Regions from separate parts of the Homo sapiens genome. Here region 2 is linked to region 1. Evidence: chromatin loops called from intact Hi-C (ENCODE). Cell type or tissue: endothelial cell of umbilical vein. All regions are shown on one strand. Each heading gives the region's core, and the rest is flanking DNA. Links, peaks and the distances in the headings are about the cores only. Region 1 overlaps ISM1 (isthmin 1). Region 2 overlaps SPTLC3 (serine palmitoyltransferase long chain base subunit 3).

Region 1 (4,434 bases), core at 1-2,500:
TCTCTGGGTCAGCAGGGTGGCTCTCATAGCCTGGGGAGGCTCAGCCAGGGCTGGATGGTCTAGGACAGTCTCCATCTGAGTGACTGGCCATTGGCAGGCTGGTGAATCTGGTATAAATTATCTCTGCTGCACACGTCTCTCACCATTCAACAGGCTAGCTTGGCCTTCTTCACCGAGTGTTCTCAGCATTCCAAAGAGCAAAAAAAAATAGGCAATCCTAAGGCACAAGTGCTTTTCAAGTCTCTGTTAACTGTTGTCCCTTTGGCCGCAGTAAGAAGCTCAAAGAAGGCCAGGCACAGTGGCTCATGCCCGTAATCCCAGCACTTTGAGAGGCTGAGTTGGGTGGATCACCTGAGGTCAGGAATTCAAGACCAGCCTGGCCAACATAGTAAAACCCCGTCTCTACTAAAAATATAAAAAATTAGCCAGGTGTGGTGGTGGTGGGCACCTGTAATCCCAGCTACTCTGGAGGCTGAGGCAGGAGAATCGCCTGAACCCAGAAGGCAGAGGTTGCAGTGAGCCGAGATCGCGCCATTGCCCTTCAGCCTGGGCAACAAGAGGGAAGAGTGAAACTCTGTCTCAAAAAAAAAAAAAAGAAAAAAGAAGCTCAAAGAGTGTGGAAGCAACTACCTGAGGCGTGGATCTTTAGAGAAAAGAAGAATTTGTGGACATTTTTGCCAACCAGTCTACCATAAGTGCAGAGGTGCAATAACTTACCAAAGCTCACAAAACAGGAAGAGGCAATGCTGGGACCCAGACCCAGACCTTGAAACTCCTGGCCCCAGTCCTTTCCACAGTACCCTGAACCCTTTTCAGGATTCCAAGGTTAACGTCCAATGACCTTTGAAACCCATTTTAGAAGTACTTGGAGCAGAGAGATTAGCAATAGGTTTCAATGAGGGTTCTTAACTTTAGTGTTGAGAAGAATCCATCTCCTTAATTAGGATAATAACTTGGCAAGGGTCCCTAGGCCACCCCTACCCCAGACCTCAGCTTCTGAACTCTGCCATCCATGTCCTTTGGCTTAATTTCCAGGTTCTCCCTCTCACCAACAGAACACCAGCCTTGGCCTGGGCCTTATATCCCCTCATTCTATGCAGGGAGACACAGAATCACTGCAGGAGATGTTCGCCTTCTGGTGTCCTGTTCGACACCCGTTCCCTCTGGTCGTAGGAGGACTTAGATACTTGGGCCTTTTAGGTGCACTAATGATCTGGTGCCTCTTCAAATTGGGTCCTGGAAACCGAGTCCTAGACAGTTACCACTCTGTTTTCTTTGCCGGTAATGGAGAAAGCACAACTTGGAAAATCACCAATAATCCACACTCATTAAATATTTGCTCAAAGTTTGACTTAAAGGGGTGGCTGAACTCTAACAGGGCTGAAGAGGAGGGATGGAAGCCCCCTGGTGGCCACTGGTGGCCTGGCCTTTATAGCCCTGAGCTGGTTAGCTGCAGCCTGGAAGGCTGATAGAAAGCCTTGCCCTTAACTGGATGCTGAGGATGGCTGGCCTCACACCACAAGGGCTTTATCAAAGTGGTTCTGGAAAGTATGATTTCTCCATCTCTCTACATTTGCAGGGATGTTTTAGGTGATGTGTGAAGGGTTTGTTTTTCTTTTTCTTTTTTTTTTTGGCCTAACTCACTTTCCACTCGTGTACTCTGCTTCTTACATGTTTTCTTACACTTGAAAGAATAATTTATCCTTCATTTCAGTTCATTCTTTAGCCTAACAGGACATAAAAGAAATCGGTCCTGGAAAAGCTACCACTCTGTTTTCTTTGCCAGCAATGGAGAAAGCACAACTTGAAAAAATTCACCAATAATCTGCACATTTTCAAGATCAAAGCAGTTTACAGAAGTATTCAAGACACACCAGTGAAGTGTTGATCTCCATTTTGTCAGCCGGCCCCAAGAACCTTCAATGAGGAGAGATACACAGGGATGGGTGGCCCCTCCACCTCAAAGCCAGCTCCCTACCCAAATGCAAAGAGTTGCCCATTCTTCATTTCTTCTAAAGCCTGAGATAATAAACGAGGTCACTGCCAAGCCCTAAAGTAAACATCGTTATGATACATTCTGCCGCCATAACTAGGGATTCCTCAGCTATTAGTCAGACCGTGACAGCAGGCTCCATTCCCAAACCAGGACTGAGACCCTCCTGAATTCTTGAGCCCATGATGTACCTGTGTCACTGGCTCTCAGGGCTGTCGTCAGAGTGCCCAGCAAAGACTGAAGCATACGTATGGCCGTTTCCCCTCTGCCAGCAATAGTTCCTAAAGGGGCATTGCACTGTCATGCTTGCTATAAAATACGGCCATTGACATTTGCTCTGTTCCTGCTGCCTGAAGGGGAATGATTGCCATCATACACAGGCTTCATGAGAGCAGCAGCTGGTCAGCCTTGTCATCTGTGTCTTCACAGTGCAGTTTTTCCCCAGTGCATCCTGGCTGCCTCTTTCCAACACTTCTCAGAATAAGTCCCAACAAGCCCCCCACCACCCCCTGCTTCCACTCCTAGGATCGTGGTCTCCATCCATCTTCCTGAGCACTAAGAACAAGTGTGCCCCTTCTAGAAAGCCGATTTTATGGTCTAAAACTCACTTTATTCATTCTCCTGGTTTTCTCATCTTAGGAGTGCTTGCTCCTCAATCATGTTAAAGATAATCAGTGTGCCATTTTCTTCTTTTATCTCTTCAAATGGCAAAACTTTTGCTCTTCCCTTTGAAATACCACTAGTGGCATTCTTGAACTTATTTTTAGATGTGTGGAACTGTTCCAGACAAAATCGATGCTCGGCACAGATAAAGCCCCGAGTGTGTTTATTGTGGGTAGAAGAAAATGGAGTGTTTGAATGTGGAAGGCGCACAGCCATGTGCCTGGGTGCAGTATGGCTTCCTTTCATCTGGAAAAAGGAAACAAGCATTGTCGATAATAATATGCAGATGTCCAGCCCCAAATGAGGATATATTGCTAATTAACTATATTGTTAGTTTGTTTTAAGGAGAGAGGCTGTAGTGACATTAATTATAATCTCTGTTGTTTGTTGTTCAAAGTCTATGAGACCAAATGCATTGCTAATAATATCTTCTTTAATATCTTCAGTAGAAGATTCCTAGGGTTTTTTTGTTTTTCTTTAGAATCCCACATAAAAGCCACATTAGGGGTAATGAGGCCTGTAGCCTGAGCCTAATTAAAATAAAATCTAACTAGGCCCTCGTTACCCAATGATAACTTTAGCCATCATTATCATCAACTAGTACTTATTTGTTGCCCCCTGAGCTTGTGAAACTGGGGGAAGGAGGAGGGAGTTTGGAGACTGAAGACAGGGCCTGTTCTTTGCCTTTCAGAAATTTGCCAGCCAGTCTGCCTTCAAGAAGTCTGCCTGATTGTGTTAATCTGGGGAATAGTTACCAGTTTTTGCCTTAAAGAGAAAAAGTACTAAACTTTCCTAGACAGCCACAATTTGTTACTGATTTGTGCCTCTTCTGGAGGTTCTGAAAGTGGTGAAATCAACCCTGTTCTTCAGATTCCAGTCCTTGGTTGGTGTTTGCAGAATAGGGCAGGTGGCTATTTGCAGACTGGGACAATGATGCTTAGCACATTTTTTCCAAAAGAGGATGCATCACTCATTTCCATAGCTTTATCTTCCTCCTATTGTAGTGCTCATCCTAATTTGCCCTGTGGCTTGGTTGTCCAAAAAACCTCACTCCCTCTCTTTTGTATTCATCTGCCTGTGTCAAATGACCAGCTGGGGGACTCTGGCCATTCTGACCACTCTGACCCTAGATGTGGCTATGGCCATCCACCTTGGTCACAAACACAGCCACGATGAGCAACGCCAGCTATGCAGTGGCTGGAGGCAGTGATTGGACATTCTTGGTGTTGGACCAGGATGTACTCAGTATAAAGGACACAAGTGATTAAAACGTGTGGATTTGTCATCTGAGAAAAACTGCACCCAGCCTAAAGATGAGAGGTTTTCTCTTCTTGATTCATCTCAGCAGAGCTTTCCCAAGGGCATCCAGGGCCAGCTGATGAGAATGAGGAAGGAGGGATGAGATCCCAGCACCATGTAGCTTCAGCAAACCTCCAAGTGCCCCAGAGGATGCTACCAGAGAAGTGGTAGCCTAGTGGACAAGTCACAGCGCAGTGTGATAGAAGGCTGTCAGACCAAAGGCTGGTGGGCTAAGACTGTGCGTTGGGCCCGATGTGTATAATATTTAACTCTGTTATTTCATATGAAAACAGCAGGTGTCTCTGATCGTTACTCTCACCACATTTCAGCTCTGAAACCCTTTGGATCTATAAACCACAGCTCTGTCAGACCTGAGAGACTCCTTCACCAAGATTGCAAAGCTCCTGAACCCCTCCCCAGCTCCCTGTTCTCTTAACCTGATGCATCTGCTGTACGTTTACAAGCCTTTTTTATTTCAG
Region 2 (7,060 bases), core at 2,661-5,160, 140 kb before region 1:
TGGAAACAATTTTAACAAGCAATTAATTTAAGAACATGTTGGAATTAACTCACAAACTTACATAAGAAAAGACAACTGTATTTGGCCTTTATTTCATTAAAATCTGAACTCGGCCATCCAAAACTACCTCGTGGAACACACAAATGCTGCACCCAGTGATCATGATACTCTCTCCAAACCAACACCCGTTGGTCTGGGTGACTGTGCACACAGCCAGCTGGACTGTTTTGACTGAATCGACCTAACACTTAAGCTTATTTTTTAATACATTAAATTTAATCTAATAAATAATTAGGGGAAAAAGGAGACGTTCAACTCTGTTTGATTCAATGAATTAGCTCTTGAACTAACCTAAACGGTTGTTTGAATTGTTTGACAAGTTCCTTTGTGTGGTGAGTGTGTCTGTGTGTTTTCGTACAACTTGCCTGTCAATGCAGTCAAAACTGTGTGCAACATAGACACAGCTTGCAAAGTGTTCTGAGAACTGATTACTGTCAGATTTTTTTAATCCATTGAGTCCCAGAGGTGCCATGTAAATAGAAATTTTAATTTTATTTATTCATAGACTACATTTTTTTCCCTTTGTGCCGGAGGATGTACCAAAGCTTCCCAGGAGGATCTTTGTTAATTTAGAGCATTTCTGTCTCTGCCCTAGCATGGAAGGTTCTATCGTGTATCTGTCCCAGATCACAGGACTTGAAGTGCTTTTGCAACTTACAATATCATGAAAAATAAAACAGTTAGGGCTAAAACAAAAGAGTTCATCTACAGCAGTGGCCCTCTATATGTGGTCCGCAACCATTGGTGGCAGCATCTCCTGGGAGCTTGGCAAAAATGCACGTTCTCAGCCCACCCAATACCGACTGAATCAGAAACTCTGGGGTAGGAGTCTAGCAATCTGTGTTTTAACAAATCCTTCAGAGGATTCTGATGTTCACTCAACTTTCTGTTCCTCTGCCCTAAAGGAACAGAAAGAGGAGACACCTCGGTCTTTGACTTGAAGTGGGTATTGAACAAGAGGTCTCAAAGACTTCCTATTTTACTTTAATTAACACTATGATGTCTTAAATAAAGTTCTGTGTCTTTTTAATTCCCTCTTTTAATCTATGGCAATTCAAGCACCAAATTTAAGTCAAACAGACCTGGCCAAAAAGGCAATGCCAGGCTGATAAAGGGAATGACTATAGGGTAATTTAATCAATTCTAGCAGAATATCTAGAATCCAGAATGGTCAGTCTAGTTACACCAGTTGGCTTTACAAATAAATTGGATCAATAATGCAGTGAGCTGATTGTTTGCTTGAGAATTAGCTGAAACCAAAAGCACTTAAATCCATTGAATGTAAATTATTTTATCCAAGTAGCATAGAAATGCCCAAGTGGCCTTACAAGATTGAAAGGGTTGTCTCAGCCAAATAAAACATGCCTTCAGAACAAAGGAATGGCGTGTGTCAGGGAAGACTGTCTAGGATGTATTGATGGGGAAACTGACAGAGCTTCCCAGGAGGGTATTTGTTAGTTATGAGCATTTCTCCTTCTGCCCTAGCATGGAAGGTTCCATCGTGCATCTGCCCCAGATCATAGCTCTAAAGAAGAAATACAAGGCTTACCTCTACATAGATGAAGCTCACAGTATTGGGGCCGTGGGCCCAACCGGCCGGGGTGTCACGGAGTTCTTTGGACTAGACCCTCATGAAGTTGATGTGCTCATGGGCACATTCACCAAAAGTTTTGGAGCTTCAGGAGGTTACATAGCTGGAAGGAAGGTAAGAGAGGGCCTGCTTGTGTCTGTTTAAAACCTGAGCGCCCTGGGGATGCCGTGTGTAGGGCTTCTCTGAATTTCATGAAAGCTTCAATTCAGTTCACCACACCTCAGCTGATCACTCCAGCCTGGCTACAGTGGGTTCACAGCCAGATAAGGCCCAGAATATCGAGGAGCTCTCCCTCGAATAGTGAAGAGGAGCATGTGATGAGTGATCACACTATAATGAAATGGCAACACTGGCCGTGTACATAAGATGCAAAGTACCAGGCAGAGGAATAATTAACTCTGTTAAGTAGTATCTAGGACATGGTTTAGAATGAATATCCATCTGGTAGACAAATAATGGGGGGCCATATTTAACACACAGAGAGAATAATGTATACCAAGCCAGAAGTGATAAGGGATGTTCTGAAAACTATAAGCATTAAAAAACACAAAGAAGATAATAGCAACAGTAGGCAATGTTAGTTATTAGGGAGGCTGACCCTATGCTACAAGTTGTGGGTTTTAAGAGTTTTAATCAAAACGGTGGCAGGAATGTACTTTTAAGAAATATTCTCTGCAAAAAAAATTCTTTCCATAATGTTGCATACACCATAGGTCAAATCCTGCCATTCTCCAATATCTTATCAATATGCCTTAAAAATTCTGATCTGCTGGGATTAGACTGTTAAGTGAGTGTTGGCCCTGTCATTCTAGTGCCAATATCACCAAGAGGTTTGTGGAAAAAAAAAACAAAAAAAAACAATAAATATTTGAGAGAAATTTAAAAGGAGGGAAAGGAAAGGGACAAAGAAAATCCAATATTCAAACCTGGGTTTGAGAGATAAAGGAGCCAGTTATCTGAACAATGAGAGGATAGCCTTGTCCAAATTCTGACACCTATCTCAGACAAACCTACACCTGTCCCAAAGAGCAGATGTGACAGTGATGTTGGCTCAGCCTAGGATGCCACACCAGGCCCAAAACCAGTGCATGCAAGTGGTATCAACAAAAATCCCCACTTTCTTACCTATTGTGATGAACAGGAACAAGAGTTCAGACTTCTGGTAAACCAGTTAGACAAACCAAGAAGTGCAGCAGAAAACAGTCCTCTCATTGAAAGCTCATGATTTAAAACAACAGATTTAATTCTGGCCACTGGCCCTGCCATGAAATGCACAGATGCTTAAAATGTTCAGAGTTTTAAGTGGCCTTTACCCTTCAATAAGCACTGCTTTCTTTCGGGCTCAAAGCATTGTTTTTCATCCCCTCTTCACTGGCCTGTGGGAATCAGCTGGGTAATGCTAAAACCATTGGGAAAGCCCAGGATCTTACAAAATTCAGCTAAATCTGGTGAAAGGTTAAATGTTCCCTTCCTAGACTGTCGAAGCAGTAGGAGCAGAGGGTCTCAAATTTAGGAGCTCCCTGATCCTGGCTACATTGCTCTGTGAGCTTGTGGTTTTGTGATTACTTTAGCAGCAGTTCTGAACTACAAAATTTTTAACGAAGCATAACTCTACTTCCTGAACCAAAGGCACCTGAATAAACCGAAGCAAGCCAATTCTTGAAATGTTGTCAAATTTGGTGGATGTCACATTTTTCCCCCTAGAGTAGCTTCATTTGATACCCACTTTAAACAAAGGCTCGCGACTAGCAGAAGTAAACACCAGTTCACCATGATTCTCTCTCATGCTCTCCATTCTGATGTCAGCTAGAGTATTTTTAAGATGTAGGCGTTCTTGTCCACACAATTTCTATTCATTTGGCATAGATACTGAGCAATTGTGAAAATTACCATTATTTACATTAATCGGGATGCAGAAAAAGTATGTACATCTGTTCATTTTCTTATCTCTTAAAATGCTCATTTTATGCATATTTGGATACAGAGGGTCGCATTGTTCATTCCCTCTCCTCTCCCTCCTTTTTCCTCCCCACCTTTCTCTGTCTTCTCTTCCCTTCATGTTACACTGCAGTGTCTAAATTTACCACTAGATGGCAGCAAGAATTAGAGCGTGTCTGGCAGAGATTCGTTAGCCTACGCTGAGATCTGCCCTAAAACAGCAAGATGCAAAACCTTGAAAACATAGGGGCTGTTTCCAAGACCTGGGCGGTGAGCAGGAGGGCATTTGAGAAAATGCCTGTATCCCTGATGACTTAAAAATCAGTCAGATACACACCTGTGTGGAATGATTTTGGTCAGACTGTGATAAACCTGGGTAAACTGGCTTCCTTTCGGCTTAATGAGCCCATGATTTGATGGAACTTATGTATCCGTTCCTTTGTACCTTTAATTCTTTTTAATTATGTTAAGTTTCATTATGTATAATTTCAAGTCAAACATATATTTTATTCCTATGAACTTCAGATAATTTTGTGAAGAATTTTTACTTTGAGTCTGTTTAAATTAGGATTCGGCAAATACTAAAGATTTTTGTTTGAAAAAACTACTTCTACTAGTATGTTTAAATAATTAAGAGTAGAGTTTTCAAACTCTGATAACTGTACTGTAAGACAGATAGATAGGTAGATAGATAGTTGATAGACAGATGAATAATCTCCCAGATACTTCCCGTATATCTCAAATTCGGGGATTATTGCAAAATAGCTAGGATTCCAAACCAATGTATACAAAAGCAACAAAATTGAACATAAAAAAAGTTAAAGTACACACATTCAGACTTGCTGTTTTTCTGAAACTGTGTATAATTTCAATTTCACTGTTCTCATAGGGTTCTCAGTAAACCCTGAAATTTGAAAATAATCAGTTAGCTCCAAAAATCTAGAAAAAAGAGATAAAAACATCTGGCTCTTAACTCTCTTTTTAAGTGATGTTAATATTGGTATAGAGGGGCTGCATTCCCAGTAACAGTGTCTAGGAGGTTCTGGAAATCTTTATGGAATGGGTCAAGGTCAGAGTTTTATATATTAGCAACCAGATGAGACATGTAATGAAACACATTTGAAAACAAGGAGAAAAAAATGGTTTAGTATGACGATACTACTAGAGGAAACAGAGGTTTTGTTTTTATCTCAGAGCCTTTTCCTCACAAAGTGTCCTACAAATTCCCCTCTGCTAATTGGAAGTTGCTGCCAGGCTGTGATCCCCACTTTCCACCTCAAGGAAACTGCTAACAGTCTGTCCAGAGCCAGCAGAGTTTTGCTGTTTTGCTCACTTTGGGTTTGGAGCCGCTATAGATGCACAGTGAACAGCCTAACATGGAGGAGTCTGTCCTTTCAAGACCTTCCTGATGAAATTCCAGATCACTACTTCTCTCCACCTGTCAGAGCTCCGTGCCATGAATGGCTTCTTTGAAGGAAAGCCTAAGCTGATGGGACTAGGTTTCTTATTTTTATTCTTTCACATTTGTATTGATCCTGTTGCTGGGAAATGTGGTCAATGCCGAAGACCCCAAACTTTTCCCCAGGCAAGGATCTTGAGTCCACCTGCATGCCTGGTGCCGAACACTGGCTCCCACAGCCTCCACAGGCTGACCAGAGACTTGCAAATGAATGAAGCGATGGTAGCCCTTGTAACTGATAGGTTGCAGGGCTGGAATTCTGGAGAAGGGAACTGGGACAGGGCAGACAAATTTGGGGTGAGCATTAGCCCCAGAAGCCTGCATGCCAGCCAAAGCCAGGTCACTCTAAAAAGTGAGCTCTGCCCTGCACACTAGGCCCTGGCTGTATTTAACATCCCTTTGAAGTAAGCAGGGGTCAGGGAGTGAGCTCTAAGATGTTTATTCTAAGAGTCTCCTGTCTGATTTCCTCCCAAAAGGCCACCCTTGCCCTTGAACTTCAGGCCTGTGTGTAGAGAAAACAATCAGGGTTTTGAACTTCCAAATGGACGTGGAAACCTCGATACGAGGAGACCTCTAACCCACCCTGAAGAAGACACGACCCAGACTCGCCTTGCAAAAGACCAAAGCCACCTCTTAACTCATGGCTCATAGCACCCAATGGGGGAACGAGAGGGGGAATTAGTAGCCAGGAATCAAGGCTCTCCCTGACACTCTCCAGAAGTTACTCAAAGAGCTCCATTTTTTGAAACACACAAGCAAATAAACTTCCATCCAGAAACTCAGACCCTGAGAGAAAGCAAACTCAGTCCAAAAAAAATAAAATTTTGGGCAAGATAGTCTTAACATTAAAAAGAACCAGTGCTGCACCGATGAGGTATTTATTCAAACTAAGAAGGCTCATGACCTTGACTTTAAAAAATGTCTCAATCTGTGAATTAGGGTTGGGGACATTGGGAAGAGCCCTTTTCAAGATCAAAGGAAGTTTTGTTTTACTTCCTTGTCTGATCTTTGTCAGTGATGGTCCCCAAGCTAAGAGACAATTGCTACACTTGTCCCTGAGAATGCAGTTGAGTAATACCCTATATGCTTTGAGGCCCCTGGCCACCTTTCCTCCATCTCTAAAACCCGTCTGTTTTCCATTAGACGGTCAATATTTAGCAGGCCACCACTAGGTATCCACCACTATGGATTTTAAAAGAAGTGTAAAGCTCCATCCCTGCTCTCAAGGAAGTTTCAGTCCCTTTTGGAGAAACAAGAGAGATAGACATGAAACATTTGGAGACCAATGTGACTCAATCTGTGATTTAGTACCATATAGATGAGTAGATCAGGAACTCCCCACCTGCTCCAAAAAGAGGAACAGTCTCTGGGTTAGGGAAAGTACCGCAGGGTAAGGAGAGTGGAATTGGGGTCTGTGTTCTCCTGGACCCCCTCACACCACACCAAGCTTACTCTTCTGGGGAGAAGTCTGGAGAAGTCGAGTGTGGCCTAAGGGTGGGGCTCCAGAGCCAGCTTCTTTAGGTCCAAATCCTTGTTCTACCACCTTTTGGGAATAATTGTGTAAACTTTTCTGTGATTCAGTTGTTCTGTCTATAAAATGGGAATTAAAACAGTACCTACCTTAAAGAGTTATTGTGAAATTTAAATGTATTAATGCATACAAAGTTCTTAAAATGGAACCTCAGGCCACCAGGGAATATCAGCTATGCTGTTAGCTTCTAGCCTTATTATCTCTTCAGGGTCATTCAACCTGTCATCAAGCCTGGGTACTCCCTTATTGAAAATGTCTCTCTTTTCCTTTCTTTTCACTCCTACTGCCACCCCTCCCCATAAGGATGGAGGAAGAGTTAGGCTGAAAATCCTTGGTTTGATGTATGGGTCTACCAATGCGTAGTCACACAACCTTAGAATGTAACCCTGTGCAAAATGAGAGAGTTGAAACAGAGACACTCCAAGAAGCTTTTATATTTTGGTCCCTTCCTCCCGCCCCATGCTCCCAGTTCTAAGAATCT

What was found. Hi-C counts contacts between places; a loop is a spot of excess contacts. Peaks named below come from ENCODE experiments on the same cell type or tissue, not always from the same donor. Only the 100,000 strongest peaks of a DNase experiment are listed, where the experiment ranks them.
Region 2: it touches region 1 in a loop (10-fold over the local background); 48 of 110 quality-filtered maps call a loop at or near these places.

Annotation. Positions count from the first base shown.
Region 1 is chr20:13,260,845-13,265,278 of GRCh38, forward strand. The region is part of intron 1 of ISM1 (isthmin 1); the gene reads left to right. It also overlaps a transcript of TASP1 not described here. Among named protein-coding and RNA genes, the nearest start is that of ISM1-AS1, 23 kb to the left of the region's middle. RefSeq lists a silencer at 1,278-1,572. In endothelial cell of umbilical vein, for the core only: a CTCF peak has its summit at 1,411 (motif pointing left); a DNase peak (open chromatin) is centred at 1,407; H3K27ac peaks cover 239 bases.
Region 2 is chr20:13,115,961-13,123,020 of GRCh38, forward strand. It overlaps SPTLC3 (serine palmitoyltransferase long chain base subunit 3), which reads left to right. Exons shown (of 12, transcript NM_018327.4): 8 at 1,546-1,765. It also overlaps a transcript of TASP1 not described here. Among named protein-coding and RNA genes, the nearest start is that of ISM1, 100 kb to the right of the region's middle. RefSeq lists an enhancer at 6,284-6,333. In endothelial cell of umbilical vein, for the core only: a CTCF peak has its summit at 3,750 (motif pointing right); a DNase peak (open chromatin) is centred at 3,781.